Linked DNA regions of Homo sapiens: region 2 is linked to region 1. The links are chromatin loops, found by intact Hi-C in ENCODE. Cell type or tissue: pancreas. All regions are shown on one strand.

Evidence for each region. A loop is a pair of places that touch in the nucleus more often than their neighbours do. Peaks named below come from ENCODE experiments on the same cell type or tissue, not always from the same donor. Only the 100,000 strongest peaks of a DNase experiment are listed, where the experiment ranks them.
Region 2: it touches region 1 in a loop (2.3-fold over the local background); 10 of 110 quality-filtered maps call a loop at or near these places.

The regions. Positions count from the first base shown.
Region 1 is chr3:46,625,617-46,633,616 of GRCh38, reverse strand. FAM240A (family with sequence similarity 240 member A) reads right to left here. Exons shown (of 3, transcript NM_001195442.2): 3 at 7,074-8,000. Among named protein-coding and RNA genes, the nearest start is that of FAM240A, 17 kb to the right of the region's middle. RefSeq lists a silencer at 3,502-3,551 and an enhancer at 3,240-3,988. In pancreas, a CTCF peak has its summit at 3,476 (motif pointing right); a DNase peak (open chromatin) is centred at 3,506; H3K27ac peaks cover 299 bases.
Region 2 is chr3:46,501,722-46,509,721 of GRCh38, reverse strand. No RefSeq gene overlaps it. Among named protein-coding and RNA genes, the nearest start is that of RTP3, 7.7 kb to the right of the region's middle. In pancreas, no CTCF peak of the experiment used is centred here; no DNase peak of the experiment used is centred here.

The sequences.
Region 1 (8,000 bases):
GAAATCGAGTTATTTTCCTCTAATAGACCTTCAACCTCTTTCCTATGCTCATCTTAGCCCAAAATATTTGAGCCATTCCCTTGGTGTTTGAATATCTGCTTTGAGCAAAGTCTGATGCCAGGCATAGAGCCGTGAACACAAAAGACATGTTCAGTCTTCCAGGTTATCACAGACAACAACTGAACGGAGTTTTGTCTTTTCATGACAATAACACTGGCCGCTTTTTTCTAGCTTTCTGTAACCGTTTTATCACGTTTATCAGCCTATTATGTTTTGTTGTACTGTTTGATACCTAAACTACTGCTACCTGTCTTAGGCCTGTGTTATAGAATACTCACTTCTAGGTACCAATTTGTGTCTTAAGTCAGCCTTTTGTTGCAGAATAAACCCTGACCCCCAAATCTCAATGGCATATACAATAAACTTTTTTCCTCACTCCAGTGTTCAAGGGTTGGTTGGGTAGCTCTGCCTCAGGCTGTGGGGCCCTGAGTCTGCTAGGGTGGCTTGCTTTAGGCTGCAGGCTGAGTTCAGATCTGCACTGCAATGCCACTCTCTGCAGCCAAGGCTGGAGAGGGGCAGCTCCCTGGAGCATGTGTTTCTGTCACAGAGGTCAGAAGCTTCCAGAAGGGCAAGAAGAATTTCACAATGTCTCTGAGCAGAGAGGCCTCTGCTCAGAACTGGCCAGTTACTGTTGCTCATGCTCTGTTTGCTAAAACAGGTCATGGGGCCAAGCCCAGCCTCCCACGGAGATAGAGAGTGAGAAAGTGGATACTCATTGAACAACTATCTAATATAGTAAAAAATATATAGGTTCAATGATCTCTAAAAATCTTTGCCAGTTTTGTTTTTAAAAATTCAAATTCTCTTATTGTGCCTTTTTATAATTCACAAATATTACAATGTACTATTTTATTACTCATGATATCTCCATTGTTGTGAATTTGCAGATTTATAGCTATTGCTTCTTTACATATTAGATTGTTGATTATTGTTTTATTGATTGGTACAAGCATAGTCTATTAAGTTTATTATATGATATAAAAAGGGATATATTAAAATATTTCAAACTTTTCGTATGACTTTCTACTTGCTTTTAAATTTAAATCTATTTCATTTTTGGTATTCACAAGTTGGGATATTCAAAAATCATCATAATGTCAGATCTCTCAATATTTTTCTTTAGAGTTTCACCCTTTCACACCATGCTTAGAAAATCCATCCCTCTGTTCCCCTCTACTTTAACCTCAGCTCCTTTAAGGAGAAAGTTTGTTAGGGGTGGGGTGGAGGTCTCCTTTTCCCCAAGATGGGTGCACACACCCATCCAAGTATGCTGGGGAAATTCAGAGAAGGGAAGGACTTCATCTTTCATGGTTTTGTTGGATGCAGACATCCAACTCTCCATCCTATCAGGCCTCTAGGTGACTTGTACCTTAGGATTGGCCACGAGGGACCTCTGAGTGCTTAAGGAAATACCGCCAGTGGATCATGTGGCCCTCAGACAACTTCTAAAATTGCTCCAAAATGAGTAATTCAGTTACTCGGACTCACTATGCATATATACTCTCAGGATATTTTCCCTTATAATGGAAGCCACATAATTAATGGTATGAAATTTGTCCCTGGTTTTAGCTGAAGTGATCACCACCTTGGCAATGGAAGACATTCAGGGCAGCCTCAGCTCACTGGTTCAGGGTTATTACGGATAATGGAATCTCTCTAGACTTCCTCCGTGCAGGCCAACATGGAGTCTGTGCAATCACTAGTACATGCCGCCATTCCTGGATTAATTAAGGCCTCTGGACAAGAGGAACAGTCGATACAGAAACTCAAGTCACATGCCTTTCTAAAGTAGGCCCTGAGAGTTTATGTGATTTGTTCTGCTATTTGGATCAAGGACCCTTGGAGGCATGGCTGTGGTCAGTACTGCAGGTTGGCTTCATCTTGCTGTTTGAAGTCCTTTCATAGTTGACTCAATTCAATGCTGTATGAGACACACTAAATGAATTTGGTCCCAGCTTCTGTCAGTCAGATAAATAGTCTCCTCTGGGGAAATTCACCAGAAGCCAAGACAGTATAGAAATAAGGGGTGGATGTTGTTGGGAGGCATTTTTCCTGGGTCTCTAGAATTCCTGCACATCTTCTGAGCAGAAGCACTGGCTGCCTGTGCTCCAGGCTACCTTTCCAAGGATGTTTGTATGATAAGCAGCCTTGACAGGTATGGAATCTCAATATGGGAGAGGGCAGGTTTTCTTCCAGAATTTGAAGGTAGGGATAGTGTTTTCCACCAGGGCAAAGGTCAGGCAAGCTTACTACCCCTTATTCAAGATTTGAGTTTCCTAACCTCAGGGCTCTTCACCTGTCCTCCTCATGTTTTCAGTGGGAACTGAGGTTTGAGGAATGGGTGCAGGTGCCGATACCCTGACTACTGCTATTGCTGTCAGTGCTAAACCATCCTGTCCCTGATCCAGGAGCCTCACGCCTCCTGCCACATCCATGAAACGATGGCAGGCTAGTGTGTTAACTTGTAAGCAGGGTAAAATCTCAGACTTGATAATGCTTGATAAATGTATTTGGAAAACAAGTAAAATGTCTGCCTTTCCCATTGGTTCACCTCATGCCCTAAATACTTTTTCCTGAGAAAGCTACACTGAAAGGACCTGCAGCACAACCGTTGTCTCAGGAGCCACACACCCAGAATAGCCAGGCCACAACCCTGCGTGGGGTACAAGAGTCAGTGTGGAATGCGGTACCTGTCATCATGAAACAGAATGTCAGGTGACATATCACACCTCCACTCTGTCATTCCCAGACTCTGCCTAGATTTAGGGCCACCTCTGTGGTGGGAGAGACTTTAGCTCCTCCCGGGTCAATATTAGCATGAGGACCCCATTCTTTTTTTTTTTTTTGAGACGGAGTCTTGCTGTGTCGCCAGGCTGGAGTGCAGTGGCGCAGTCTCGGCTCACAGCAACCTCCGCCTCCAGGGTTCAAACGATTCTCCTGCCTCAGCCTGTCGAGTAGGTCTCTGGGATTACAGGCGCCCACCACCACGCCTGGTTAGTTTTTGTGTTTTTAGTAGAGATGGGGTTTCACCACGTTTGCAAGACTGGTCTCGAACTACTGACCTCAGGTGATCTGCCCACCTCGGCCCCCTAAAGTGTTGTGATTACAGGCGTGAACCACTGCACCCGGCCGAAGACCCCATTCTTGAAGGACACACCCACCAGGCCCATGACCAGGTGTGGTTCCACCACAACGTCTCCTGATAGAGTTCATGCTTGTCTCATAGAAATTCAGATCTGGACAAACGCCTAAAGACCGCTTTCCATCTCAGAAGGGAAACTCGGAAAGAAAGGCCTGTCCTGACATGTCACAGCAAATGGAGAGGAGTCCTTATGCCCATCATTCTCGTTCGCATCGCGGGGTCCTGCTGACTGCGCAGCACCTGCCGCCGACCAGCTTGCGGCCACTGGGAGGCGCCGGAGGGAGGCCCAGCCAGGGCGCTTCTCACCTCCGCCTCAGGCGGCGCAGCTGCTGGGTTTCAGCGTCGCCCGCACCGCCTCCCTCCGCAGGCCCAGAGCTTCCTGGGGATACTTCTCCATGTGGTTCCAGTTCCCACCAGGCGACTCTCCTTTGTCCCTGCAGTGCTAGGGATTTGAGCAGCAACTTGGTGCTGAGGAGTCCTGGGTTGCCTGCTGTTTCCTGTTTGGTGTCTCAGCTATTCCAGTACCTTAGTAACCAGATCTATGCAACAGCGACTCTGACGAACCACCTCGAGTGGGCAGGGGCTGCCTCCCCGCCTCTTCCCCTCCTCCTCCTCTCTTCCTTCTCTCCTCCTCCTCTTTCTCCTCCTCCTCCCCCTCCTCTTCCTCTTCCCCTCTTCCTCCTCGTCCCCTCCTCCTCCTCCATTCTCCTCCTCTCCCTGCTCCTCTTACCCCCTCCTCTTCCCCCTCTCCTCGTCATCCTCATTCTCCTCTTCCTCCTCCTGGCTTTTTTTTTTTTTTTTCCTGACTGGCCCCTGGCCAAAACAGCCATGATCAAGAATGAATTTTTCTAAACCCCGTGCAACAGTCTTTCCAGAAAGCTGTATTTTCTCTCCCTCTGCGGGTGTTACTTTCCTCAGTTTTGTTCTCTGCCTTTTTTGTATCTTTCCCTCTTCTTGCCTCAAGTTCCGTGGATACTTGGGAGCTGTCCTCCAAGACAGCCTTCTGGGTCTAGGGAGGGCCTGAATGAAGCCGCTGTTGAGAACATGGTCATGGGACACCCGTCACTAAAGCCATCGCTCGATAGAAAGACAAAATTATGTTTGTTGTGGGGAAACTGCAGGCAGAGAAGCAGCAGAGCACACAGCCCGGAGTTGGGCCTGGGCTGGCACAGCTGTGCTGGGCGCAGGGTGGAAAAGCTCCAGAAGCACCACGCCCTGTAAAGCCCTTCACTCTATAGGCCAAATGGCAACATCTGGGCAATTAGAAAACACTGGAAGCTTCCCGGTCAGGAAGTGGCCTTGTGTGGAGAGAAGCCTCTGAAGCTTAGCAGCTAGTCTCAGTGTGTTTTACGTTGAGCAATTCAGAAAGCTAAGCCAGCTCTCTGCTAAATGAGGGAGGAAATAAGCCCCGAGCTGATCTATTCAGTCTGCCTAGCCCTGCTTTGAATGGAGTTGTTATTCAAGTGTTTCTTATAAGACTATGTGCTTGTGCTACAAGCACCCGAAAGATAATTTGCGTCTCATTAATATATGAGTGTTCCTGTCCCCACGGCTGTTCTGCTGCCAAAGCAGCTGAGATTTCTGCCCTCATATTCAGCCTCTGAGAGCCCTGAGGGGGTCCCGGGTCTTCCTGGCCTCACAGCTTGACTGTATAGTCACAATCTTCCTTTCACAGCTGCTCCCATTGCACTTCTTAGGTTCTCCCAAAGCTGGCTTCCACACCCGCTAGGGGCTTTATCCTGGTGACCCTTCCATAGATTAGGGAAAAGGAAGCAGCTTCTGCTCATCTGTGGGGAGTCAAGGTTTCCAAGGAGCAGCAACTAGGCCTATTCAGATCTCTGGGAGGTCACCGAGCCAATGGTGCAGAGTGGCCTGAGAGCAGGGCTTCAAGGCCTGGGTCAACCTCCAAGGCTATTTTGAGACTGTGAACAGATCAATCCTATGTTACGCATCTACCAGGTTCCACAGAAACATATGTTCCTAGAACAGAACCACTGGAGCCTTAAAAATGATGAGTTTCATCCATATCAGTGAATATGAAAATTTAACTTTATATGTCAGTCCTAATCGAGTAATTTCATTCTATTTGTATTTAGGTACTTTACAGAAAAGCACCTAAAACATTTGTAACCAAAACATACCAATCAATAAAAATCTATTCAATACACATTCAGGTGTTGGGACAGATATAGAGCTCTGAGAAGTCAGCAATGCTTGGGTATTTCAAAAACAGGATGCCCTTTTTAATACTCAGAGACAGAACACCCATAAACTGTTTCACCTGTCAGCACACCTGTAATAAAATCTTTCCCAAGAAAACTGGCTTTCCAAATCCAAAACTGCTCACTATCTCCTTGGCCATGGGCTCATCATTCTCCCTGAGGCTGACTCTGATGGATTCATGTGCTTGCCCTGGATATTGGCCTGGAACCAGCCAAGATTTCTATCAGGTCTCTATCCCCCATGAGGAAATCAGTCAGGCCCTGAGATACCCATTTCTATACTATATCTAAGCAGCGCCCTGAGGAGGTAGTGTTCTAGAGTAGCTGGGCAGCAACCTGGGAATAGAATTTTCCTCCATGCTCCTTGGCGCAAATTGCATGTCTCCTGGGCCGTCTCACTCATCATGCTTCTGATGTGTCCCCACCACCTCTATTCCCACATCATATTTTTCCTTCATATTCCCTACCTTTTCACAGCCTCCAAGAACGTCTGCCACTTCTAACTGCCTGGACACACACCTCCTTCTGCACCCCATCACTCAGGGAGCTGTGCGCTTCCCTCCAAGATGGTCCTCCTCCTTGTCTACCCCTTACCTTCCTGACCCCACCCTCCAGGGCACCAAGGCCTCTCCAGAGCCATCTGCAGGAGCTCGTGACTGGCCTCCCACCTCTGTCCTCTCACCTCCTGTCTCTGGGCAGTGCTCCAGCCGTCTCCTTGCTAATACCCTTCAGGGGCTCCCTGTGCCCTTAGGCAAAGCTCAAATCCATCAGCCAGCAAGGCCCTGTGTGCTGTGCCTTCTCCACAGTCCCACTCTAACTTTGCTGAATGTATTTCCTCAAAGTACCCAGGACCTGCCAGCTCTGAATACTCACTGCTCCTGGATCATGTGTATATGATCTTCCTTAGTCCAGAGTGTGTTCCCACAGGGTGTGGGCACCATGGCCTGCTGTGACTCCCAGTGGCTTCTTCCCTAGACTGTGGCTTCCAGAGCTGACACCTCTGTTTTTTTTTCTGCTGGATTCTGGTTGTCTAGCACAGTGCCTGGCATATGGTGAATGAGTAAATGCACAATGAATCTTCACCTGTATTTCCCGCCTCACTCTACTGCATTTCAATCCCAGCAACAGCATTTGCAGTTTGTGAAGGCAGGCCTTTGCTTCTGAGAGCCTCTCAGCCCCGCAAGCTATGACTTTTTTTCGACCTCTATTTAATTCCTACGTTCCTCCTACACCCAACAAAAATTCCTTCTTCATCTAAACATTCTCAAATTTCCCCAGCTTGAATTTGTAATTTATTAGTTGAATTGAATCCAAGATTGAATAAGAGACCATAGAGGGAGAGAGGGCTCTAAGCCCTGTTCCTTGGATCATATTAAGTGTGGAAGCTGGGGAAATACTCCCCCAGTCCTGCTTTCCTCTGGGAGGTTCCCATTGGCCTGATAAAGCCTAATGGGTTCCCTAGGGATGTGGATGGAAATACTTAATGCTGTATTAGGATACTTAGAAGACTGCAACACCACACTCACCACTGGCAGAATTGGCCAGCCTGACTCTCTGCATCTCCTAGTAATGTTATGTCAAGCCAGGCTCCTATTGACTCCAGTGGAATGGCACCATGTCTGAGAAGACAAAGAAGACACTCAGAGACAGTGAATGAGACATAGGGTTTATTGGGGGAACTTACATAGGGATGGTCCAGTAGCAGTGGGCTGGACAAGAGAACCACTACTGTTTGTAAAAAGCATGCAGTTTATATAGCATTTTCACTTAGCACCCTCCACCTAGCAACCACCATCTAACCCAAAACAGAAGGCTTTGATCCCCTGTACAACCTATGTTCCAAAGGATGGCTGGGGGTTCAGGTGTCCTTCACAATTAAGGTATGAAACTCCCGGTTGGCCACTCCCGGATTCCTTAGCTTGGGACTCCGAACACACATTCTTCTTAGACCATAATGTCATTCTCAGTGTATTTGCTTAACTTATTATCTTGTTATTGCTGTCAGGTGCGTCTGCCATACAGTGCCTCTGTGTATAGTATATAAGGCCTTGCAGGTGCTGCTTACAGCCAGCAAGTACCCAGGACTTTATATCATTGCATCTCTTCTCCCTTCCCTTGGTTAAAATAATTGCCTCAGGCCCAGTTACAGTTTGCACTCTTGGAAGCATCAAACCCTGGTGCTTCTGAACTTGAGAGATGGCAAGGGAGTGACTATACCATTTCAAAATCCAGAATCTGTGTGGTAAACACTCTGTGGAATGGCCAGATATGCTTTGGCTGGGCTGACAGAGAGCCAACCAGTGTAAACATGCAGAGATTAAAATAAAGCAATAAAATGAAGGCATGTGCATAGTGATGACAGGACAACCAAGTTTTATTAAAATTATTCTGATATTATTCTTGGTAAACATACTTTTGAAAAAGCTAATTAAATTTATATGAAGAAAAAAGAATATTAGATCAATTTATTTTCAAATTGTACTTTGACTATTGATAATTGTTTTTTAATTTCTGCAGATAGGTGCATTTCTCTTCTCATAAAAAGAAAACAAGAATTCCATAAAGCTGTGTTTCCT
Region 2 (8,000 bases), 120 kb after region 1:
GAGTGGTGACTATCTGGGCTGGTGGTGAGGGGGTAAAAGAATTTACCAAAACATTTGTAGGTAAAGAAAGGCAGATTTATTATAGAAAGTATGAAAATACATTGCAAGAAGGCAACGGGCAGGATCAGCAGAAGAGGAGCTGACTGCAAGGAGACAAAGGCTTGCTGGAGATTTTATAGAATGGAACTTGGGCTGGTTGATAATGCCAAGGCAGCAGAGAGCTTAACTTGCATTCTTCTGTCAGCCGGAGTGTTTGATAAATTGAGGCATTTGATGGTAAGCAGGAATTTTTTGAGTTATGTACGTCATCAAGACATATGGCCATATGTCCTGCACAGATAAATCTTGTAACTAAAGGAGATAGGAGTGACTTAGGGATAAAAGACTTATCTTTATGGCCCAGGACATATGGCCATATGTCCTGGGCCATAAAAAAAGGCAGACCTATAGCTCATTTGCTTTATCTCTTTGTTTTCCCCTGGTCCCACCAGCCTGACTCCTTTTCCCTAATTAGGACTTCACATTCCCCTTATAAACCTATATACAGATGGCCCCTGACTTAGAATGGTTCAATTTATGATTATTTTTCACTTTACAATGATGCAAAAGTGATATATATTTAGTTGAAACCATACTTTAAAATGGGAATTTTGATCTTTTCCCAGCTTAGCCACAGGCAGTAAGATACTCTTCCCTATTGCTATTCTGACCATGTTAAAGTGGGCCAGGGTAGGCTAAGCTAAGCTACGATATTTGGTGGGCAGGGTGTATTAAATGCATTTTTGACTTACGATATTTCTACTTATGGTGGGTCTATCAGGACATAACCCCATCATAAGTTGAGGAGCATCTGTATATCCCAGTGGTTCTGTTTCTGCGGAGAACTCTGATTACACAGAAGGCTACTCTCAACCACATATGACATGAATTTAGGAAGTGATGTCTCAGCCCGTAAGAAGGGGAAAATCTTGTAACTGAAGGAGATAGGAGTGACTTAGGGATAAAAGACTAATCTTTAGGAGAAAACTCCTTGGGGGAATTCCTTGAAGAATAGTGACCAAATTATTTTTAAGAAAAGATCATTTCCGGCCGGGCGCGGTGGCTCACGCCTGTAATCCCAGCACTTTGGGAGGCCGAGGCGGGTGGATCATGAGGTCAGGAGATCGAGACCATCCTGGCTAACAAGGTGAAACCCCGTCTCTACTAAAAATACAAAAAATTAGCCGGGCGCGGTGGCGGGCGCTTGTAGTCCCAGCTACTCGGGAGGCTGAGGCAGGAGAATGGCGTGAACCCGGGAAGCGGAGCTTGCAGTGAGCCGAGATTGCGCCACTGCAGTCCGCAGTCCGGCCTGGGCGACAGAGCGAGACTCCGTCTCAAAAAAAAAAAAAAAAAAAAAAAAAAAAAAAGAAAAGATCATTTCCTACGTTAAACTTGAACTGTTTCTAGCCCTGTGTTACTATTAGCATATTTTGTTACTTCCATGAGTTCAAGAAAATAAGAAAACCCAACCCACTAACCAGTGTTTGGAGTCACCCAAGCAGGTCTGGTCTTCCCTAGTCACCATGTTCTCTCTGTGTTTATCAGCAAATATTAGTTGCCTTCCTCAGAACCTCACTACCAAGAATTCTGCAGGGGAGTAAACTGTCATTGGCAAGCAGGTCCCCTATCATGCCACCTGGTCTGTGAGCCTTTGGGTTTTCAGGTGGCCCAGACATGCTCCTGTATATGCCCCTTCCAGGCAGACAGGAATGTGCTCTGATGGCGGGAACACTGTGTCAGACTATGGTGTCCTCTGTTTAGTGGGGAACACAGGGCCAGGATTTTAAACCAGGGCATGGTTCTCAAAGTATGGGACCACTGGGCACTTCTGATTCTCCTACCACATTCATGGGAAAGGGGGAAGATACCAGCACAGCCCCATGTGGTGAACATCACTTATTTCACCAATACAAGTAGTTTCTGATATGTCTTATGCAAATTAACAATGACCCCTTTGCAGAAATATTTGAAACTTAGCACAGCTTTCTTGAGTGAGGATCCCAATTAGTTGCTAATGAATGCTAATTGACCACCTCTGGGATGGGGGCAACAGCCCACAGGGTATAGATGGCACAGAAACACACACACACACCCCAGTATCTATACTGAAGTGTTTAGAAGCAAATCACAATGAATGATTGGGTGTTCTGTGAAAAGGCTGTGCATGGAAAATGACCCCCAAATGACACAGGATCCAAGAAACCAAAGAAAGAGGCAGACAAATCCAGTTTGTCGGTATTGGGTGATTTTTTAGGGGGAATTTACAGATAGAAGTGTGGTCTTTTGCGGTTGCAAGACAGGCAGATCTCCGCATTGCGACCCTCCAGACCCAGGGCTTATATCTTGGGTAAAAGGTGCATGTGCTGTAGAAGGAATGTGCAGGATGCTACAGGCATCTCAGGAAACTGAGATTGGAGGAAACTTAAAATGAATATGTGTTCCTACATAAACATCCAGGAGTTCAAGACCACCCTGGGTGACAGAATGAAACCTTGTCTCTACCAAAATAATAATAATAATAATAATAATAATAATAATAATAATGTGGCTACTGAAAACATTTAAGTTACCTATGTGGCTGACATGCTCTAACTCTACTAGATAGCACTGCCAAAATGAAGGTGATGTTTATAGAAGAGGAAGGAAATTCTCTAAGTTGGCTGGCTTTGCGTTCACCTCTACTTCCATATTAGAAGACAGTAGCCTTGACTGTATGTGAGAAATTTGACAATTCTATTGAGATTTTGGAATAACAACTGCAAAATTCTTTCTGATCCTGGCCACTGCAGAGTAGCTAGGTTTGGACCCTTCCTATCACCAAAAATAGCTATAAAAGCTAGGCAAAAACAAGAAAACAAAGGATGAGATGCACTGGAGAGCAACAAGCATGGATTGGCTGTGAGGAGCTGGTCCTCTGGAGGAGGGACGCACATAAGGCAAGCCCCATGTGCCCCGGGTTTACTCGAAGACAGTTTCTGAATTGCAGCCCAGGAGATAAAGCAAAGCAAAAAGTGATTATTTCAGTTGACTGAGGAGACAGAAGTCAGAATTTGAGGCTGCCTAGGCACCTGAAATTTAAAGGCAAAATCCCAGAAAGAAGGGAATTGAAGAGAAGAGGCTCAAAATGCTGCATTCCATTTTTCTTTCATTGGCTGATTACCAAGATGTGCTGTTCTAAGGGAAAACAAAGCCAGGCTCTGGGAGGCTAAAGGCTTGCATGGGAATTTCGGCAGCCATGCAGCCCTGGGAAGTCAGAAATGGCAGTGAATGCCTAGTAGGGAGTGTGTATGGGGGTGGGAGTGGTGTTGGTAAACACCCGTGGCTTCCAGGCGAGACCACAGAAAACCTCAGCCTGGGATTGACGGTCTCCCCAGCACGGGCTACACAGCCTATGAGTAAGCGCAAAGGTGAAGTATGCCCCAGCTTCAGGTAGGTCCCAACGATGTCTAAAACCAAGCCAAATTGTCCAGCCTGCCGCTCTCACCCCTCTCCAAGCACAGGGACCCTCCTCCAGTTCGCCCTGGCCCTTGCCCGGCTTGCTCTGCAGTGCTGCCTGTCCCGGAGCCAGCACTCTATATGCTAATTACCACAGTGGTGATGTCTTCTAAGGCAAGGCCCACCTGTGGTCATTTTTTCCTGACTTGTTTATCAAGTTTCGGTCACTCATTCTTCCACATGAATTAAACACACATCTTTTTCAGTTTCAGAAACAGTGTGTCCTTTGCCAAAGAGTGAGCTAGGATCACCCATGAATACACATGAGGAGAGAAACGGCAAATGGGTAAAGTGGAAAACACCATTTTCATTTCTAAGCTGTTCATGGCCAAATGGCATGCAGAGAGCCCAGCAGTGCTCAGTCCAGATGTGGCAGGCTCATTCACCATGCAGCCCTTCTTTCAGCTCACACAGCTGTGCAGAGGCTCCTCCCTGGGTTAGGAAGCAGGGAAAGGTGAGGAGAACCGGGCCCTGCCTCAGACACTCCTGGTTCACTAGGAAGCCAGTCAGCACTAGAACTGGGTGGAATAGAACAGGGGCTACGTAGAAGGACAACCAGCACTAGTGGAATGAAACCCTCACCAGAGGGATGACAGGAGGCACCGCAGGGATACTGTCACTTCAGTAGGGAATTAAAAGATGGACATGGTCTCATGAGTAGCTAAGAAGAGGCAGAGGGAATTTGTGAGCAAAAGCCTAGGAGTGGGAAAGATAAATTAGCCAAGGCATGGTTGTAGGTGTGGTTTGAGGGGACAGGTGGGAGATGTGAACTGCCAGAATGACATTCCAGAAGGACAATGTGAGGATGCAATGTGCCCTAGAGGGAGCACTAGGATGCAGGCAAGGCACAACTCCAGTCGATGGAGGGGGGCAGATGGGGAGAGGATGGGGATGGGGTGAGTGAAAAGAAGTTATTGGCTGTAAGTGACTATTACACTAATTTCCATTGCATAAATGGAAGGATTCACATTTCTAGTTTTTTTAAAAAAAGGTGTGAGAAGGAGTCTTAAAATTAATGTCATTAATCAAGACAGAGCATGTTCAAAAGACTGCTTTGGTTTCAGAGTCCTGGTGATATGGTTTGAAAGTGTCCCCACCCAAATTTCGTCTTGAATTGTATTTCTCATAATCCCCACGAGTCATGGGAGGGGCCCACTGGGAGGTAATTGAATCATGGGGGCGGTTACCCTCATGCTATTCTTGTGATAGTTAGTGGGTTCTCACGAGATCTGATGGTTTTATAAGGGACTTTCCCCGCTTTGCTTGGCACTCATTCTCTCTTTTGCCACTCTGTGAAGAGGTGCCTTCTGCCATGATTGTGTTCCTGAGGCCTCTCCAGCCATGTGGAACTGTGAGTCAATTAAACCTCTTTTCTTTATAAATTACCCAGTCTTGGGTATTTCTTCATAGCAGCGTGAGAATGGACTAATACACCTGGTAAGAATCTGTCCACAGACTTCCACATTTGCTCCTTTAGAATGGGAGTCCTCAGTATTTCTTTTTTATTATTTTTATTATTTTTGTGATCATCCAGCCCAAAATGTCAGTCTCAATGTTTTTGTTGTTGTTGTTGTTGTTATTGTTGTTTGTCTTTTTTGTTTTGTTTTATTTTGAGACGGAGTCTCTCTCTGTCGCCCAGGCTGGAGTGCAGTGGCGTGATCTCGGCTCACCAAAAGCTCCACCTCCCAGGTTCACACCGTTCTCCTGCCTCAGCCTCCCGTGTAGCTGGGACTACAGGTGCCCGCCATCATGCCTGGCTAATTTTTTTTTTTTGTATTTTTAGTAGAGACGGGGTTTCACTGTGTTAGCCAGGATGGTCTCGATCTCCCGACCTCGTGATCCTCCCGCCTCGGCCTCCCAAAATGCTGGGATTACAGGCATGAGCCACCAAGCCTGGCCTCAGTCCCAGTGTTTTTGATTGGACAATGGGGTTAAAAAAAATTGAGCATGCATTCCAAATGTGTGTGTATTTGTTATTCATGCATCCTCTGCATACTTATGCATACCATTATTCTAATATATTTGCATACATTATAAAAACATACCATAAGAAATAATAAACTTTAAAGAAAAACTAAACAGGATATCTCTCCCTCCTCAGTGGTGCATCCTGCCTTACCCCTCAGTCACAGGTGGCCCCAGGGAGACCACTCCCTGAGAACCCATGTTTTCAGCCTAACTGGCTCCTTCCTCAGCAGACTCACACTGTGGCAGTCTCCCCTCATCTCCACCAGTTTTGTTTCTCAATATTACTTTGCTCATCTCAAAGGTTACCTAGATTTAAGGGCCCTCTTAAATTCTCCCTTTTGACTATTTCTTTTCTTTCAGCCTCTCTCTCTGTGCTCCTCCCACTGACTCTCAACTTCAGGGAAAGGGGGAGGGTGCAGGGGAGAAAATCTGGAATAGAAGTCCTAGAAGCTTCTGGCCTTGGGCTCTGAGCAGCTGTGGACAATGCCCCAGCCACTGTGGGTATTCCGAGGATGAAGAGCAGCTGTTTATGTGGAAGGGTGCTAGGAACGTGCTATATTTTGAATATTTGACCTTTTAAACTTCATGATGAAATTGGACCCCCAGTGTTAGAGGTGGGGCCTAATGGGAAATGTTTGGATTATGGGGACGAATCCTTCATGAATGGCTTGGTGCCATCCTTGGTGTAATGAGTGAGTTCTAGCTCTTAGTTCCTGCCAGAGTCAGTTGTTAGAACCCGGCACCACCCCGCACCTCTCTTGCTTCCTCTTTCCCCATGTGATCCCTACTTGTGCTGGCTCTCCTTCACCTGTCATGAGCAGACACAGCCTGAGGCCCTCACTCGAAGCAGATGCTAGTGCCATGCTACTTGTACACTCTGCAGAACTGTGAATGAAACAAGCCTCTTTTCTTTGTAAATTACCCAGACTCAGCTATTCCTTTACAGCAACGTAAACAGACTTAGACAGTATGCCTGTGCAGGGAAGGGCCCATAAGCCAATGCTGGTCTCTCATCTGCTTAAGCTTGACAAACATAATTCCAGGATCTATTTGGAACACCCTCTACTGTCACCCAGGCCTACCCACTCTGGAAACAGATATTTATCAACATAAATACCAGCTTGCATTACCATCCCTTATCTGGCAAAGCCAGGGCAGGCTTGGTACTCTCTTCCCTTCCCCTAGGGGGTGGCTTTGTCATGACCCTCCATACACTCACCTCAGTCTTCCAACCCAGAGGCCACTCTCCTTGGAACAGGGTCAATTCCCAGCCTAGACACTCACTGTCAACTCTTTCTGAATACTGCACTGGGCCCTCGTGTGTTGCTGGGAGGAGGCCATCTCTGGCCTTTGTATACTGGGAGATAGTGGGAGCTCAGGGAGGGGTGTGGGTCTCCTTTCACTTTCCTGCTGACCTGCTGGAGGCCTTAGGTCAAATTTTAATTTGCACAGGAGCAATACCAGTATTCATCCGGTTCAGGTCATGCCCCAAGCCCACCACTTGGACACCCCCTTCCTCTTCCCTGCAGACACTAGGCAGCAGCTGTCACTGGTCAGACAATATATTTGTGAGCAGGTGTATGTATGTCAGAGGGTAATTTTTTTTTTTTTTTTGAGACAGAGTCTCACTCTGTCACCCAGGCTGGAGTGCAGTGGTGCAATCTTGGCTCACTGCAACCTCTGCCTCCTGGGTTCAAGTGATTCTTGTGCCTCAGCCTCCCAGTAGCTGGAATTATAGGTGCATGTCACCACATGTTTGTATTTTTAGTAGAGATGGAGTTTCGCCATGTTGGCCAGGCTGGTCTTGAGCTCCTGAGCTCAGGTGGTCTGCCCAACTTGGCCTCCCAAAGTGCTGGAATTACAGGCGTGAGCCACCAGACTTCAATTACTTCTTTAGAAATTAGGCATTCCCTTAGCAGTGATAGATTTTTATGGTTATCTGGAATATTTAAAATCAGAACTTTCTATCTAGCCAGGTAACGTGCCCCCTTACATCCATCTTTCAACGGAAGTTTTATAAAGTCAATCCTTTGTTCGATTTTACTAAGAAAAATCTCAGCTTTGGTTCAGTCACTGGGAGGACATGGTCTAAGGAGCAAATAGTTTCTGAGACTCTGTCCTCTGAACATGAAAAATTCTGGTTAGCTAGTAGGAATCCCAGAGCTCCAAGCTGACAGCCCTCACGTGAGCCTTGTGGGTGAGAACTCCACATGTGGACCGCATGTGTTAGTAAAACAGAGTCATTCACAGTTCAAAGCCATTTGAGAATGCACAGGTCAGCCCCATTATTCGTGGAGTCTATTTGTGATTTTGCCTGCCTGCTGAAATCTATTAGTAACCCCCAAATCAGTACTCATGGTGTGTTTGTGGTCATTCACAGACATGTGCAGAGCAGGGGAAATTGGAGTCACCAGCACCTGTGTTCCCAACTGAGCCAGAGCAGGGCTTGTGTGTTCCCTGCCTGTTTGTTCCAGCTTTTGTACTATAAACAAGCGTCC